Regions from separate parts of the Mus musculus genome. Here region 2 is linked to region 1. Evidence: chromatin loops called from intact Hi-C (ENCODE). Cell type or tissue: gastrocnemius. All regions are shown on one strand.

Region 1 (8,000 bases):
TCAGCTCCTCATCACCTTATTTTGAGACAAGGTCTCTCTATGAGCCGGGAGCGCACCGATTTCGCTAGGCTGGTTAGCCAGCGAGCCCCGGGATCCTCCTATCTATCTCCAGCTCCTTAGCTGTGGGGTTTAAAACTACATCCTGCCATGCCTAGCTTTTTATGTGGTGCCAAGGATCCAAGCTCAGGTCTTTATGCTCATGCTGCAAACACTCGGTTGACTGAACCATGTTCCCTAGCCATGGGAATCGTCACTTCTGGTTGATGCTGGCTGAGCCCTCAGATGTCTTCTACCTCAGTTTCCTGTACTGTAAAAGGAAGATATCAGTTTCACCCTCTTGGGGCTGGTGTGTGAGCTAGAGCAATCGGGGAACATAACACTCAGATAAGTAGCTTCCTGAAGTGCTATTGTCCAGATGCTAACTGGTAGACAGACCAGCTTTCTCTTATGCACTAGATGGGTGCTTGGTGACCCTCATTCTTCCTGAGTAGGAGAGACTCAGACTTGCTGAAGATGACAGAACTTGGCTGGGTCTGAGGGTCTGAGGCTTGAACATCAACCACTTGGAGACCAACATGACACCCAGTACCCTGTACCTTTGGCCCCTGTGCATTTGTGTCCACTTTCATTTTTCTGAGGAGAAGCCTATACTTGCAGCAATGTCCAAAGACCCCCGGCTCTGGACAGCCCCCAAGTTCATGAAGCTAGGGATCTGTCTATTCTTGCTCTTTTCTGTGATAAGGCAAGATGGAGCATTGTGGGTAAATCTGGGACACAGCATCCATCCACTTCCCTTCCTGGATTTCTACCTCAGGTTTGGTAGCCTTGGACAAGGTGGTTATTTATTTTTTTTTTCTGGGCCTCAACTTCCTGACTTTGAAATGAGATAATACATGCTGTAAGTCCAGAGCCTACAAGTCAGGTCCGTGGAGAACATCCAATAAGCATTACCTACAGATTGAAATCATTAATTTAGGCAAGATTGCTTAGTAGAGCAGTAACTTGAATTTTCTGGGTTGGTTGTAAAGAATCAGTACAAACAAAGCCCAGTTCACAATAAATTTATGCTATACTGAAAGTTCTTTAAATGGGAGGGGCAGCTAAGGAGAAAGCTCAGTTAGTAAGTGCTTACCACACAAGCACGAGGACCTAGGTTCAATCCCCAGAACCCACATTTGAGAAAAGCCAGGTATGGTGGCACACTCTTGTAATTCCTGCACGAAGAAGGCAGAGACAGATCCCTGGAGCTCACCAGTCAGCAAGCTTTGCCTAATTAGTGAGCCTCAAGCCAATCAGAAATTGTTTCAAAAACAAAAAACAAAAAGACGAAGTGTGTGGCTCCTGTGGAACAACATATGATGTTGACCTCTGACCTACACACACACACACACACACACACACACACACACACACACACACACACACAAGACCTGAGTATGCACATATATACTCATATGTTCTGACTACTGGTTCGGTCAATCTGACAGGAGCTAGAGTCATTTGGGGAGAAAGTGCCCTCAGAGATTGGTCTGTACACAAGTCTGTGGGGGCATGCATGTTTTGATTAATTAAGGAGGGTCCACAGCGCACTATGGGCAGTGCCAACCCTGGACGGGTAGTCCTGAAAGGTGTAAGACAGAAAGTTGAGCAGGCCAGTAAACACCAGGCTTCCATGGTTTCTACTTCACGTCTTGCCTTGAGTTCCTGCTCTGATTTCCCTGAGTGATGGAGTAAGACCTGAAAGTTCTAAGCTGAAACAAACCCTTTCCTTCCGAAGTTGCTTTTGGCTGTCGTGTTTTATTACAGCAATAGAAACTCTAACTAGGACAGATATCCATCTCCACATGCCCAAAAGGAAAAGGAAAAAAAAGGAGAGAAGAAGAGGTGGAGGAGGAGAAGGAGGAGGAGGAAGAAGAGGAAGAGTGGTGGAGGAGGAGAATGTGAAAGAGGAGAAGGAGGAGGGAAAGGAGGAGGGAGAGGAGGAGAAAGAGGAAGAATGGTGGAGGAGGAGATTGGAGTTCAGGTAGAGGCCCGAGCTTGAGAAATCAAGTGTCAGCCCCAGACTGGAGCTGGTGGTTGTCTTACTACTGGGATTCGGACGTGCGGCCACCTCTGCCACTCCCAGGGTTAGTTTCTTTAGCATATTAAGAGAAAAATGCAACCTTCTGAGAAATTAATATGTCTTAGTGTTCAGATGCTACAGGACAATTAGCTGCTAGTGTGGCTGCCCCAAATGCCAGTGTGCCCAGGCTGCAAATGAGGGTCCAGAAATGGCATCCAAACTCAAAGGTTAACCCCCTATCAAGGAGGAGCCTTGTGTGGCACCCACGGCGATGAGCGCCCAGAGGGCCAGAGCTTGGGCCTAGGTTCCTCAACAGAACTAGAAAAGTCATGAGCCATGGAGGCCCCAACATCTGTTTCCAAACTCTGAACACAGAATAAACACCCAGTTCCATCAAACCACTGAGCCGGCATGAGAATATCACAGAATAAAGCATTTTGCTACTCCAAAAGGCAGGAAACCATATCAAGGTGGAGAGCGAGGGGCGCCCTCCTATGATGTGGTTAGAGTTTTCAAAGCCATATTTCCCAGTCATTCTCGGGGCCCTTTAATGTTGGGGCCAAGAGCTGGATCTTATTTCTTGTGGGCAACCAGGTTGTAGTGGCAGGAGTGGTGCGCTGGGTGGTGGCCCCATCCCCCCACCTGCTTCTGTCTGCTATGAACATGCTATAGTGCCAGGGCAGTGGGGCAGGAGAGGAAGGTGGCCATGCACTGCCATGGATGTCACTGACACTTGAGGACAGGGCGGGGAGGGTTACCCAGGGCACATCCTCTTCAGCCTGCTATTAGTACTCATTGCAGACCGATGAGCTCATGCAGGGGAAAACAGAAATGTTTTTGAAAAAGCCAGTTTGGCAGCTTGAACAGTGCGGCTGGTTTTCAGTGCAGGAAGAAACCAGAGGCTCTCTGGAGCTTTTACCCTGGGAGGAAGCCACTCTCACTTAGATTCATCCTTGCGAATAAAAGGCCTAGCACCAGGAGAAGGAGACAGAGCTCAAGGTATCTGCAGACCTCTCTCAAGGAGAGCTCCCCTAGCCCCCAGGAGTCCACAAGCTCAGGACCAAAGCAACTCAAGGGTCCTGGCTGATTGTGTTCTTTAAAAGGATGGTTACTCTCCTGATTTTCAACATCAGAAAACCAAAACCAACCAACCAAGCAAACAAGCAAACAAACAAAAAACAAAACCAAAAATCCTTTCCTAATTTTTTTTGAATCAAAGACCAAAAAGGTGATGTCCCTACCTACAAACTGGGCCTCAAGGTTTGAAACAAAATTTTAACCAGGAAATTGAACTGTACATCAGCTAGAGTGAAGGTCGTGATGGTTTCAAGACTCCCCGTGGGGCTGGTGATATACCTTCCAGTGCAGGTGCTTGCCACTGAGACCTGAGAACCTGAGTTGGAACCCTGGGATGGATATGGTAAAATAAGAGAAGCTACTCCTGAAAGTTGTCCTCTGACCTCTACGCAGACACTGTGGCAAGTGCACACCCACACGGTGCACCCCGCACCACACACGCAAAGAATACTGACTAAAACATTTAAAAACAAAAGACTTCCTGTGACCCAGTAATGTCTTCTGGTCATCTGCCTCAGGACCAAAGGAGGGCTGAATCTTATTAACCCACAGACTTCCAGCTTCTCAATGCCTTCCCAGCCCTGCAGCCTTTGTGTACACCCATGGGTAGGCTGTATTGCTCTCTTGTTCCTATTTCCTAGCAGAGAGGCTAAGATCTCTAAAAGACACTGGCCAGCAGGGTGGCAGGGCAGCTTGGGTCAGAGCCTGGGTCTCATGTAGCATCAGTATGATAGCTATTCTTTCTAATAGCTATCTCCTCTTTGGCACTTACTGTATGCTGGGAACTCTGATGACTTTAAATGGCTCTTTTTCAAACAGCACTTGGATATCATTATCTGTGACATTTGACTGAAGAAACACATCTCAGGCCGTTAAGAAACTAGCGTGTAATTAGTAAGTGGCAAAGGTGGAATTTGAGCCTAGGCCCTTCATGCTGTGCATCTTCTATAACCAAATCTCATGCCCACCACCATTCTGCATGTGTTCACCGCTGTTCTGTTCTGGGACAATACAGAGATGCATTCGGATAGTGCAAGGACTTTGATTTTTCTGGAAACAATGTCATTTGTGCCCTCATGTCTTCTCAGCACCTATACTTTGATGACTGAAATCTGCAGGTAGCACCTAACCCTTAAATTCACATTGCATTTTTTTCCCTATACTGAATTTCCACAGAAAGGCTTAGCTTGCAAATCACCATGAGAGATGAGAAGAAGTAGCTAATAAATTATAAATTATAACAGTTCACTGTGATGCAAGGCCAATTGTTTATTTCTAGGATTTTCCATGTAGTATTTTTGAGCTGAGGTGATTCTAAATGACTGAAACCCCAGGTAAGGGGAGACTAACAGAACTCTGATAAGGTTAGAATTATGTTTGCAAGGAAGTTAACGTGAAGCAGAAAACAGCTACTACATAAATGTCCAGGTAAGGTCAGGTGAGCCCAGCCTCTGGTGACTGGTTGTGAATGTCTCTAGTTTGAAAACCACAGAGGCAAATCCTTTCCTTTACACAGCTAGACCAAGAGGCTGATCTGCAGTGGAGGACGCCTGACTTCAATATGATAAGGAGGAAGTCTTGAGGCAGGGACACCTGCTACCCACACCCAAAGACCAAACAGACCCATAGCCCCACAAAACAAACACCTCAAGTGTTTCCAGCTGCATCCCATGGGGACAGATCCCTCAGTGACAAGGGCAGCGAGGACAGTTTTCCCCATACACTTGCCCAGTGCCTGTACTTACAGCCAGGATCGCTCGGTCCCTTTCTACAAGGTCAGCCAGCTGATGCAGCAACTGGCCTCTGCTCAGTGCATCCAGCCGGCGCCACGGGGATCCCCGCTGGAAGGCAGCTTGAGCGGCCTCCACAGCCTTGTCCACATCGGGCTGCAAGGCAAAACAGAGAGAATGTGTCACTTTTCGTGCAACCGCAGTCTGAGGGCACACAACACAACAGCATCTTGCTGTGGAGCCCAGAAAAGAGGGGGCAGCCCAGAGCTTCAAAGCAACACGTTTTTTTAAATTCCCTGGATGACTTGGGGGCTTTCAAGTGATTTTTTTTTCTTTATATGGTAAGTTGGTTTTAGCTTTTCTGTATAGGCTAAGTATTGATGTTTTATACAGTCGTTCACCTCAAATGTTTTTCTTGATGATTCAAGTCTAAAAGATTTCCCAGGCCAGAGAGATGATGGCTCAGCCAGCGAAGTGCTTGCTGTGAACGCTAGGTGATCCAAATTCAGTCCCCAGAATCCATAATGGAAAGAGAGGGACGATTCCCAAAAGTTGCCCTATGACCTCCTGGTGAACACAGAGAGTGTCGCCAGTCACGGACATGCTGTATACATGCTAATAAGTAAAATAAAACTTAAAACTTTAAGAAAGATTCTCCATGTGTCAGCACACAGAGACCAGCATGTCCCTACCTACACTAAGTGTTGCACTTAAGGAAGGGTAACAGCCACAGGGCTTTGTGGTATATTTTTAAAGCTCAGACTTGAACTGGAGCCTAGCATGTGCTGGACAAGCCTCCTGCAACTGAGCCTTGCCTCTGCCCTTTATCTTTTAAAAGGACAGAGTGTAAGCTATGCAGGAGAATCACCTCTCCTCCTTTCAGGGGAATGGGCTCTAAGGAGCTGGTTGCTGATAGACAGACAGACAGGCTTGGTGCAGTGTCTCCCTGGGGTGATGTGGCAGGTAACTGATGCTGCACTCCAGTCAAGGAGAGGCCTCTGCCAAGACCATCTCCAATGCTGGACAGCGTGGTTCTTGTTCTGGCTCCTGAGTGGAGGCCAGGGCAGCCTCTGTCTCTGGGTGCACAGAGCCAAGCACTCCTTCAGGTGATGGGAAGAGCCAGCACTTGCCAGAGAATTTCTGCTTCCTCCTGGGATTTATGGGCCGCCTGCCCCCTTTGCCAGGCCCGCCCAGCTCTTCCCCAGTTCCCCCTCATTTCGTTGCTTTTCAGTCTAAGGAACCACAGGGAGCAGGATCTATGCGGTCTGTGCAGTCTATGCAGTCTGAGCCACTGTGTCCTGTGCACATAGAAAAAAATGGCACTTGTGGAAGGAAACTCCAGTCTTCTTCACCTCTATTCTACCCGCTTGGCCTCACCAATGCACATTTTATCTGGCAGAAATCTGGCAGGGTAGTGGTGATGCACACTTTTAGTCCCAGGGCTCAGGAGGCAGAAGCAGGCAGATCTCTGTGAGTTCAAGGTCAGCCTGGTCTACAAAGCGAGTTCTAGGACAGCCAGGGCTACCCAGAGAAATACTGTTTCAAATGAAAAACAACAAACATCTGTCCAGCAGTGGTGACGGTATACACCTGTAACCTCAGCACTTGACGTGGGAGGTGGAGGCAGGAAGATCAAGTGTTCAAGGCCAGCCTGGGTTAAATATCGAGAACCATCTCAAGCAACAAGGAGCTGAGTGTTTACCCCACATGCAAAAGGCCCCAGGGTTGACCTGTAACACCAAAGAAAAAACAAATATGTCCCATATCTGTAGTCCTAGGAAGATCCCAGAGCCGAGGAGTTTTCCACTAGTCTGGGAAATAAAGCAAGATGCCATCTCAGAATTGGAGTTGGGGGAGGGGAGGAATGGAGGAAGGGAAGAGAAAGGGTGAGGGGAGGGGATGGGAACAGAAGGGAGGAAAGAGGAAGGAAGAGAGGAAGAGGAGCAGGAAGGAAAAGGAGAGAGAGGAAGGAGGAAGAAATGAAGGGAGAAAGGAAGGAAGAAAGGAAGGGAGGGAGGGAGCAAGGGAAGGAGGGAGGGAGGGAGGAAGGAAGGAAGGAAGGAAGGAAGGAAGGAAGGAAGGAAGAGAAGAAAAAGAGAGGGAGGAAGGGAGGGGTGAAGAGAGGACAGGAGGAAAGGAGAAAGAAGGGAAGGAAGAGAGGAAAGGAGGAAGGGAGAAAGAGGGAGGAAGGAAGAGAGGGAGGAAGGGATGAAGAGATGAAGGGAGGGAGAAAAGAGGGAGGGAGGAGGAAGGAAGAGAGGAAGAGGAGAAGGAAGGAAAAGGAGAGAGAAGAAGGGAGGAAGAAATGAAGGAATGGAGGAATGAAGGGAGGAATGAAAGTAAGAAGGAAAAGAGGAAGAGAGGGAGGAAGGGATGAAGAGATGAAGGGAGGGAGGGAAGAAAGGAGAAAGGAAAGAGGGAAGCAGGCAGACAGTCCACCCAGCACTTCAGTGGTTAAGCAGAGAGCCACATTTTCCTTCCCTCTGTAGGAGGCTGCTATCGTGGGGGGGGGGGCTTCTATTTAAGATACCTTTGATGGCTTTGACATGCACAAAGGGTGCATGTAGAAGTTCCTTCATGCCCATGTGATAAAGGAGATCTTACACTAGGCAAAAGGTCTATGCAGACTACAGCCTCACCGGACCATGTGAGTTTCCACTAGCCCAGAAACTGAGCAGTCACGTGACATTATCACTACTCCCGGGATCATTTGGGAGCGTCCTCCCCACCCTTCAGCCCCCACCCCCTTTTAAGTGTCTCCTGCCAGAACGCTACTTTTGGTGAAGCACACCAGCAGGAAATGCCTTCTGGAAAGATTCTTTAATGCTTACAGGTTGAAATAATTGATAAAAACCTTCCCTTTAGCTGTGTGATGAAGACAGCTGAGGTCATCCTCAGAGATGGAGAAACATCCATCAAAGACTCGACTCTTTGTAGAGGACCATCTGTAACTGATCCCATGCTAGGCTGTGACTGCGCTGCACATACCGACCGGCTGCTGTGGTTGCCCTGGCCCTACCTGGAGGTGGGCCCACGTGTCTCACAGCCAAGCCATACAGCTTCCCCGTGCTCCATTACTCTCTAATTGAATTACCTAGAAAAGGGGGAGGGGAGAGGACTCACCTTATCTC
Region 2 (8,000 bases), 240 kb after region 1:
CTCAAATGTCAAGGCATCTATAGGTACCAACCCTGACAGTAGGGATTTATAAACACCTCAAGAAGGTATGGAAGAAGAGCCTTTCAGGTTAGTGAGAAGAGAGGGATTTATTTAAAAGGATGGTCTCTGTGTCAAAGAACCTAAGATGTGGTGTTATCTAAATGACCACAGTGTTCATTTTTAATATGTTAACAGTAGAAACTCCTGTAAGGCTCTAAAGTAGATGATCTGGCAAAAGTTTCCAATTCACTAGGGAAAAAAAAAATGTAAAGACCCTTAGTTAAAACGAGTCACATGAATTCTCCACATAGAGAGTATACTTATAATAGGTCATCCCATAAAATAACAACAGAAGCACTAGGAATGAGCATAGTAGGTCAGGACGGTTGTCATCTAGGCTGTGTGTGTGGTGAAGCCACGGCATACTACTCTGGGCTGAATTTAGCTCAGAAAGCCACAGCCTGTTTGACGTCCTTAAATTTTAAAACACTGAGAGGCCATGCCTTTTGTTAGCCTGCATTTTTAAAAGGTGTGTGTGTGTGTGTGCATGTGTATGTATGACGTGAGGTGTGTGTGTGTCTGTGTTGGTGGTGCCAGGGATTGAACCCAGGGCCCCTTGCACACTAAGCACTTACTCTACTACAGAGCTTCAAAACCAAGTCTCCCCTGGCCCCCAGGCCTCAAAGGGTTTTTTCTCTTTTTTTCTTCATTTTTACTTTTAGTCTCAAGTCTTATTTCTGTAAACATAGTACTTTGTGTGTGTGTTTTAATAACATAGTACTTGACTACTACTGAAATCTAAACAAAAAAATATTTCTGGTTACTTCGATATTTATAAAACAATATTTTTAAACATCTGTGATTAATGTTCCAGCAAGCAACTATCCTAAGCACTTGACAGAGTAAGTCTCCTGTGAAACAGTTTACACAACTCAATTCCCAGCCTCTTCAGCTTTCCCTTTCAGCATTATGAGCTATTTAATTCCTTAAAACACACAAATCCAAATCCCCCGGGCCTGCCTTTTACACAGCACTGAAGGTGTGCTGACAGTGACTCTAGGTTTTGCACGATGCTTCTGAGACACAGGCAACTGCCCCAGTCAATGTCTCAGTGAACCCGCGGACGTCCAGACCAGCCGTGGAGCAGGCCACTGGAAGAAGGCCACGCCAGCAAGGTGATGGGTGGTTCATTTACTCGGGGACCTGGCATGTCTGACATGTTCTGTGCATGACTAGTCTCTGAAAACTGCCTTCAGGATCCAACATACTAAAATTCCCAACTGATAGGATCACTAATCCTGAGTCAGCAAAGCCACAATTTTATAAATGTCAGTCAGGAAGGAGGGGTCTCTCCAGAGCCAAAGCCATACGCAGGCAAGTGTGAGGCAAGCTTTCAACTTACCCAGATTTTTTAATCAAAAATACATTAACGATTCTTCAAATTCTCAAACACCAGGCTGAGAGGATACCTTTAAAACCCCTGAATGTAGGGCTGGCATGTGGCATAGTGATGGTAACCGTGGACCAATTACTGAGTATGCCCACTGCCCTGGCGTTGATCTTTAGCACTGAAAATGTGGAAATTCCACAGTGCTCAGTCGCCTTGCTTAGCTGGCGGATGGATGCCTCTGTACCTTTACAGTGGGAAACTCTCAGAGAACTTTTGCTTCTGCTGATTATACTGCTCTATAGTTACCATACTCAGAAAACTACACATTTCAGAAACATTTTGACTTGCTTAAAAATAACAATGATCAGTTTATCAGCTGACGTAATTTTTATGAAAACAAATAAAAACCAGAGTCACTTTCAGAACAAGGTGGCTGCAAAGAGAGGGCTGTTGCTCCTTTCCTGCAAATGTCTGCCTTCCATCTGCTCTGAACTTCCGAGTGCTAGCCTGGCACACTGTGCTAGCCTGATGCAGTGTGCTAGCCTGGTGCACTGTGCCGGCCTGGCACACTGTGCTAGCCTGATGCAGTGTGCTAGCCCCGAGGCTAGCTTCACTCAAATATGTTGCTAGGAAAGCAAGGAGTACTTAGAACAGCCTTTTCCAGCTAACCTTGGATCCTCTATGAACCTGTCGTAAAATGAGACAAGGAGCTTTTTTCTTTTTCAATTTGATGTGTGTGTGTGTGTGTGTGTGTGTGTGTGTGTGTGTGTGTGTGTGTTGCATACATATGAAGTGCATGTGTGTGCAGAGGCCAGTAGTAAATACTGTCTTCCTCAACTGCTCCTTCACCTTATTTTTTGAGGCAGGGTCTCTCACTAAAGCTGGAGGTCAGCGACTGGCTGGGAGCTGGCCCGGAAGCCCCAGGGATCCTCCTGTCTTCACTCGCCTGCTGCTGGGGTTACAAAAGCATGCTACCATGGCCAGCATGTTATCTGGGTGCTGCTTATCCAAACTGATGTCTCCATGCTTGCTTGGCAAACACTACCAGCTCAGCCGTCTCCCCAGTCCCAACGGTGGCACAGAATCTGAAATACATTGATGAACTTTCTGTACGTTTAGATTATAGTCCATTGGTGTATCTTAAACTTCTAGTGGATCTTTTACCCATGCACACAGTAACATAAACTTGTCATCAGGAACACATGGCACACTAGGTTATGCATGCCTTCAAATTGTTAGCCAATTTCAACATATGATAGCAAAAGAAATCACTTTTCTTAATATTTCCAGTGATCTCAGAAAACCATTACATAGAAGGACTCTCACAATTGTAAATACAAGTTTTTGAAACCCCTCTTTTCAAAGCTCAAGTCTGACTGGTCATCAATACTGTGGTCATTTTCCTTGATGTGACAAGTGAACTTTGCTCGTTTCTAAGAAAATGCCTGCTAAGTGCCCATGATTAAATGGTACAGTTTGGCTGTCAGTCAATCTTTCAAGGAGAAATGGTTCTCCATGAAAAAGCTGCTGGTCCAGCTCAGACAGACCTGCCACTTCCCCACTTGGCCGTCTTCACCCACAGAGCGCTGACAAGGTCTGTGCACAAAGGGACAAGACTCGACTCAGTTACGGTTACGCTTTGTCCAACGCATTTGTAAATGGGCTGCAGTACCCATGACTGAGGCTGCCTGGCAGCGAGGAAAACAGTGATTACCAGTGCCACACCAGCCAGACTGTCACTCTAACCTGGAAGCACAAAGGTCACCTAGTGAAAACTGTGGCTATGCACAGCGTCTGGACCTTACACCCCCTGAAGCCTCCTAGAAGCCCATTCTCTGGAAAATACAACAAACAAATCCCAGGGCTCTATGGTGTGTGCTCTCTCTCTCCCCCTACCCCGTTCTCTCCTTCCTTCTGTCCTTCCCTTCCTCTCTAGTACTAGAAAACCACTGCCTTTAAAAGTAGCTGTTGGCAAGAATTTGGTTCAGCTCCCTCAGTTTTTCAAGGAGGGCACCAAGCTCTGAGGGGTGAGTCTGGGGGCTGAAGAGCTTGCTTGAAGTTACTAGGCACGCTGTTTGTGGTACTCTGCAGCACCCCATTCTGCGGGTTTGATGGCATCTCTGATAACGGGCACCGCTGAGAACCTGTGATGATGTAGAGACAGGAACCAGCTGATCCCAGTGTGCAAAGCACTCACCAGCTCAAAGAACCAAAGCAAGGATGCTTTCACACTTAAAAAAAAAAAAAAAAAAAGGCAACACCAGATGGACAATCCATTCTAACTCTCACAGAGCTTGGACGTCATCACTCCCAAGTGCAAAAGGAAGAAAAATTGCTCAACTTTAAAAACTAAGACTGATCTTGGAGCAAGCAAAAAGACTGAAGCTGCAGGCAGCGCACCTTCTTTGAAAGCTCTGGAGATTATGATTATTAGGCCAGCGTGCCATGACTGAGGCATGCTCATGAGGCATGCTCACCTGAGCAAAAGCCACGGGGCCCAGACACAGAAACACTGGAGGCTGCGGATGGACAGGAAATCAGGAGCCAGTCAAAGGAAGTTCTGCCAGGTCCTCAAAGTGAGGCCGATGAAGCCCCTGATGGCTATGACAGAGGCAGGTGTGTGCAACCAGCACCCCAAACCTCTCTAGAAGTTAAGGCTGCTCTCCAAAGGCAGAGACTCTCACAGAGAATGGACATCTCAGGTTCAGCCCTCTCAGCCTTCCTAGCTCACCTTACAGAACTGGAGGGAAAGCTACCTGAGGGAGAAAGCACGGATGGCCATTCCAGCCTGGGACACAGGCCCACTTACAAGGCTGGAAGTCAATTAGAAGATCATGGGGTTGTGGGGCCCCATCACACCTATAACTATACTAACTGCCCTTCAATGTAGTAGTGGTGGGTTAGACCTGAAAAAGAGTCAAGGGGATGAGGGGGAGGCTGAAGGAGGGGGAGAAACACAGACACAGGAGAACTTGGCCCAGGCAGCCATCTGCAGTCACATAAAACACAGCCCCATGCCAGAAGACGAGGAAGCCTTCCATGCAGGCTGTTAGAGGCAAGGGTATGGTGGCTCAAACCTATAATCCCAGCACCAGGGAAGCACAGGCAGAGAGACTGGCTGCAAGTCTGATGAGAGCCAAGGCCATCTCAAAAGGATCAAAATAGAAGAAAAAAAAAAAAGGGTGCGTGTGTGTGTGTGTGTGTGTGTGTGTGTATGTGTGTGTTATTTATCTGAGTTCTTGCTGCTCTTCACATTATGCCTAGCTTCAGCTTAAAAAAAAAGAAAACAAAAAACAAAAAACAAAAAAAAACCATACCATGCTAGGTAATATAAAAAGAAAGACAGCCAAAGAGATAAAGCTAGTATCAGAAACAGGCTTAGGTGTGACACAGATGTTGCAATTACTATAAGCCAGAGAACCTAGAGTAACCACGGCTATTCATTTAAACCTATGGAAAACATTAGAGTGAGGGATGCCCCGACTAATGCCCTAATAAGGCAGCGGTAGGAAGGGTCCCACAGATCGTGCACATATGGAGGACTCTGGCCAAATGAGGACTAGAGAAACAGACAACCAAGAAGAGCCCGGACTCTACCTGCCTGAACCCAACTTTGACTCTGTCTTCTGAGCAAGCTCCTCTCCTGCCTAAGGGAAAATATTTACATGGAAAGAACTCCGAGGTCCAAGGCTCCTCCAGAATGCAACCTCACCAACCACACGCAGAGGCAGGAAGGACCCTCTCAGGCGCCGTGCTCTAGCTCATTTCCGCACCATAAACACAGGCAACTGCAGCTCACCGACTCTGTTTATTGTGTATTTTGGAGACAGGGTCTTGTGATTGTAGCCTATTCCTATACAGCCTGCCTGGCCTTCAACCCTACATCCTCTTGTCTCAGCCTCCTGAGGTGTGTCCCGCCACACTCAGCTAACAGCCCTTTCCAGTCCTTCCGTCCCGTTCCCTGCAGAAGTGACTGGGCAGACAGAGGCTGCTCTACCCAGTCATCCCGTCTATAATCCAAGCTTGAGCATTGCTAGATGTGCTATTGTCCCAAACTACAGTGTCTCTGTGAATACAATTCCAGGCATGAATTCATACAAATCTCATCTTCTTAACATCCAAGTTCTTGTTAGTTACCACCCAAGGTTATGCCGTGTCATAAAATTTCTCTGTCCTTTGGGAAGATTTTCTATTCTGGGGGTCAGCTTAGCAGCTCTGCTCTTACAGAAGACCTGGGTTCAGTTCCCAGTATCCTCATGGCAGATATCAACTCCTAGAACTCTAGTTCCACAGGACCCAGTGCCTGCTGGCTGTCCTGGATACTATATACACACGGGACACGGGGATATGGGCAGGCAGAACACCAGAACGCACGGAGTGAAAATAAATACCTTCTAAAATATTGCCCACGTTCTAATAACTCTCTAGTCTGAACTTATTGATCAACCACATAACTGTGTACCGTGGTGAAGGGGGGTGCTGACAACAGAAATCTCAGCTAAATTATCACCAGGTCCTCTGGTAGGGTCCACCTTTAGTTAGCCATGTCCTTGGGTTACGCTACGCTTGAATATTTTCACAGAGTTACACACCTGTACTCTTTCAACAATATTTCTTCTGCTTCTCCCCCTTCTTGTATAAATAAGTTCCTCTTTTGGTTTAGGAAAGCATTTCCATAATTTGCTTTCCCCCTCAGCTGTTATGCAACCCCAAAGGCCCAAACACCCCAGACCCTCGAGGCTCCACAATTATGTCCTCGTGGGCACATGGACAAGCGGCTCCACTCTCCCTTGCTCTAGCCGGGCCTAGGGGAAGGGCCGTTCATCTCAGGCCTGCAGCTGTGTGTCCTCACTGCCATGCCACCTGGTCCCTCCACACAGCTCCATGTCCTCCAGGTCTACTGTCCTCTCTGTTTACTTGCTCCACTTCCTGGCTTTTTAAAAACTCAAAACTAAAACTGGCCTCTTATAAATCATAATCAGAAGCCAGCCTTCCTTCTGTAATCAAGATCACGTGGGGAAAGGCATCGAGGCATGGAACAGCACAGCCGGGTTAATCTAAGGCGCTTATAGACGTCAGCCTCCTGGGTCACACGTTACCCTGTGCTACATCACTTAGGTGGTAGGGAAGCCGACAAGAGAAGGTAACAAAGCCCATGCAAACTAACAGCTGCACTCAGAGGACAGCATGGCCATCGGCTGCTGCCGAGTGAGATGAAGTGTCTCTCAGAAGCTGAGCAGACGCTGATGGAAGCCGTGTGGCCTAGGAACCTAGTGTTTTCACAGATCTTCCTTAGCCTCTATTCCTGGGGTGTCTAAATAATCCAGAGTGGCCTTCCTCTCATGTGGAACTTAGTAAGAAAGTACAAAACCGTCTCCATAGCTAAGCAATCTAAGATCCCACCCTCCTTTCTAGTTCTTCCATCTGAACCTGCACAGGCCCAGGCAGGCTATCACTCGGAGCAGGGGAACCACCCTATTCTAACTTTCAGCTCCATCCATTTTGAAAAGTGTCTGTCCTTGACACAAAACTTTACTGTCCCCTTTTATCAACGCAATGGGATTTTGGGTAAATGAGTACTACTTACCAAGCAGGACTTATAAGAATGGTTAGCTCCTAGTCAGCTCAGATTACAGAAATACCTCAAGCAATTCAGAAGGTTCGGATTAAGAGGAAAAGATGCAATAATAGTAGTAATTGTATTACATACTTGTGACGTCTTGTAAGAAATCCAAACACGGCCGACTACTTCCTGAAATACTTATGGAAACGGCCAGTGGAGTCTGACCTTCATAGTTCCTTGTGTTCGTGTCCGCTCCATAGTTATACAGCATCCGTGCGCAGAGCACGTCATCACGGAGGGCAGACAAGTGCAAAGGAGTCTGTCCGTCTTCTAGACGCCCTAAGTTTGTGTCTGCTCCTCTCTGAAGAAACATGCGGCAGTAAGAGTGATTGCTTTTGATCACAGCATAGCGCAGCAGGAATCCGTTCTGGATGTCGATGTTGGCGTTGTGGTCCAGAAGGATCTTCACACAGCTTGACCGCTCTCGGATGATGGCAAGCTGAAGTGGCGTTGTACCTTTATCACTGAGCGGGTCAACTTCAGCCTTGAACTCCAGGAGGAGCCGGACAAATGAGTCCCTACCGTAGTGGGCAGCCACATGGAGGGGAGTCCAGCCATCATTGCTTTTTGCATTAATAATGTCACTCCTGTACTCAGACTCTAACATCAGGCGTGCAATCCGGGCCCGGCCGTGCATGGCAGCGTAATGCAGAGCAGTGAAGCCTCCGATTAAATCCTTAACCGTGGGATCAGCTAGGGTTAAACCAGAATGAAAAGGTCAGTGGCTGCTGAGACAGAGCAAGTCTATCAGGGCAGAGTTATCAGGGACCAGCCGGTTATCCTGGACTGTGAAGGGTTCAATGCGATGGATGATGCTGAGGACTTGCCCAGGCTTAACACAGTATTAAGTGTCTCAGTGGAAAGCACATTCTAGTAGCAAGCTATCAAGCCCAAGTCAACGGGAGGAGGAGGGGGAAGAGCAACACTGTTTAAAGATAGGCCCTGCCAGCAGACCCGCAGCACCTCGCCCCTCCTGCTGGTCAACCT

The links. A loop is a pair of places that touch in the nucleus more often than their neighbours do. Peaks named below come from ENCODE experiments on the same cell type or tissue, not always from the same donor. Only the 100,000 strongest peaks of a DNase experiment are listed, where the experiment ranks them.
Region 2: a loop joins it to region 1, with 4 times the contacts of the local background. A loop is called at or near these places in 22 of 42 quality-filtered maps.

The regions. Positions count from the first base shown.
Region 1 is chr7:66,414,219-66,422,218 of GRCm38, forward strand. Aldh1a3 (aldehyde dehydrogenase family 1, subfamily A3) reads right to left here. Exons shown (of 13, transcript NM_053080.3): 2 at 7,993-8,000; 3 at 4,885-5,025. Among named protein-coding and RNA genes, the nearest start is that of Aldh1a3, 9.3 kb to the right of the region's middle. In gastrocnemius, no CTCF peak of the experiment used is centred here; no DNase peak of the experiment used is centred here; H3K27ac peaks cover 1,545 bases.
Region 2 is chr7:66,652,550-66,660,549 of GRCm38, forward strand. It overlaps Asb7 (ankyrin repeat and SOCS box-containing 7), which reads right to left. Exons shown (of 6, transcript NM_080443.2): 5 at 7,101-7,706. Among named protein-coding and RNA genes, the nearest start is that of Asb7, 33 kb to the right of the region's middle. In gastrocnemius, no CTCF peak of the experiment used is centred here; no DNase peak of the experiment used is centred here.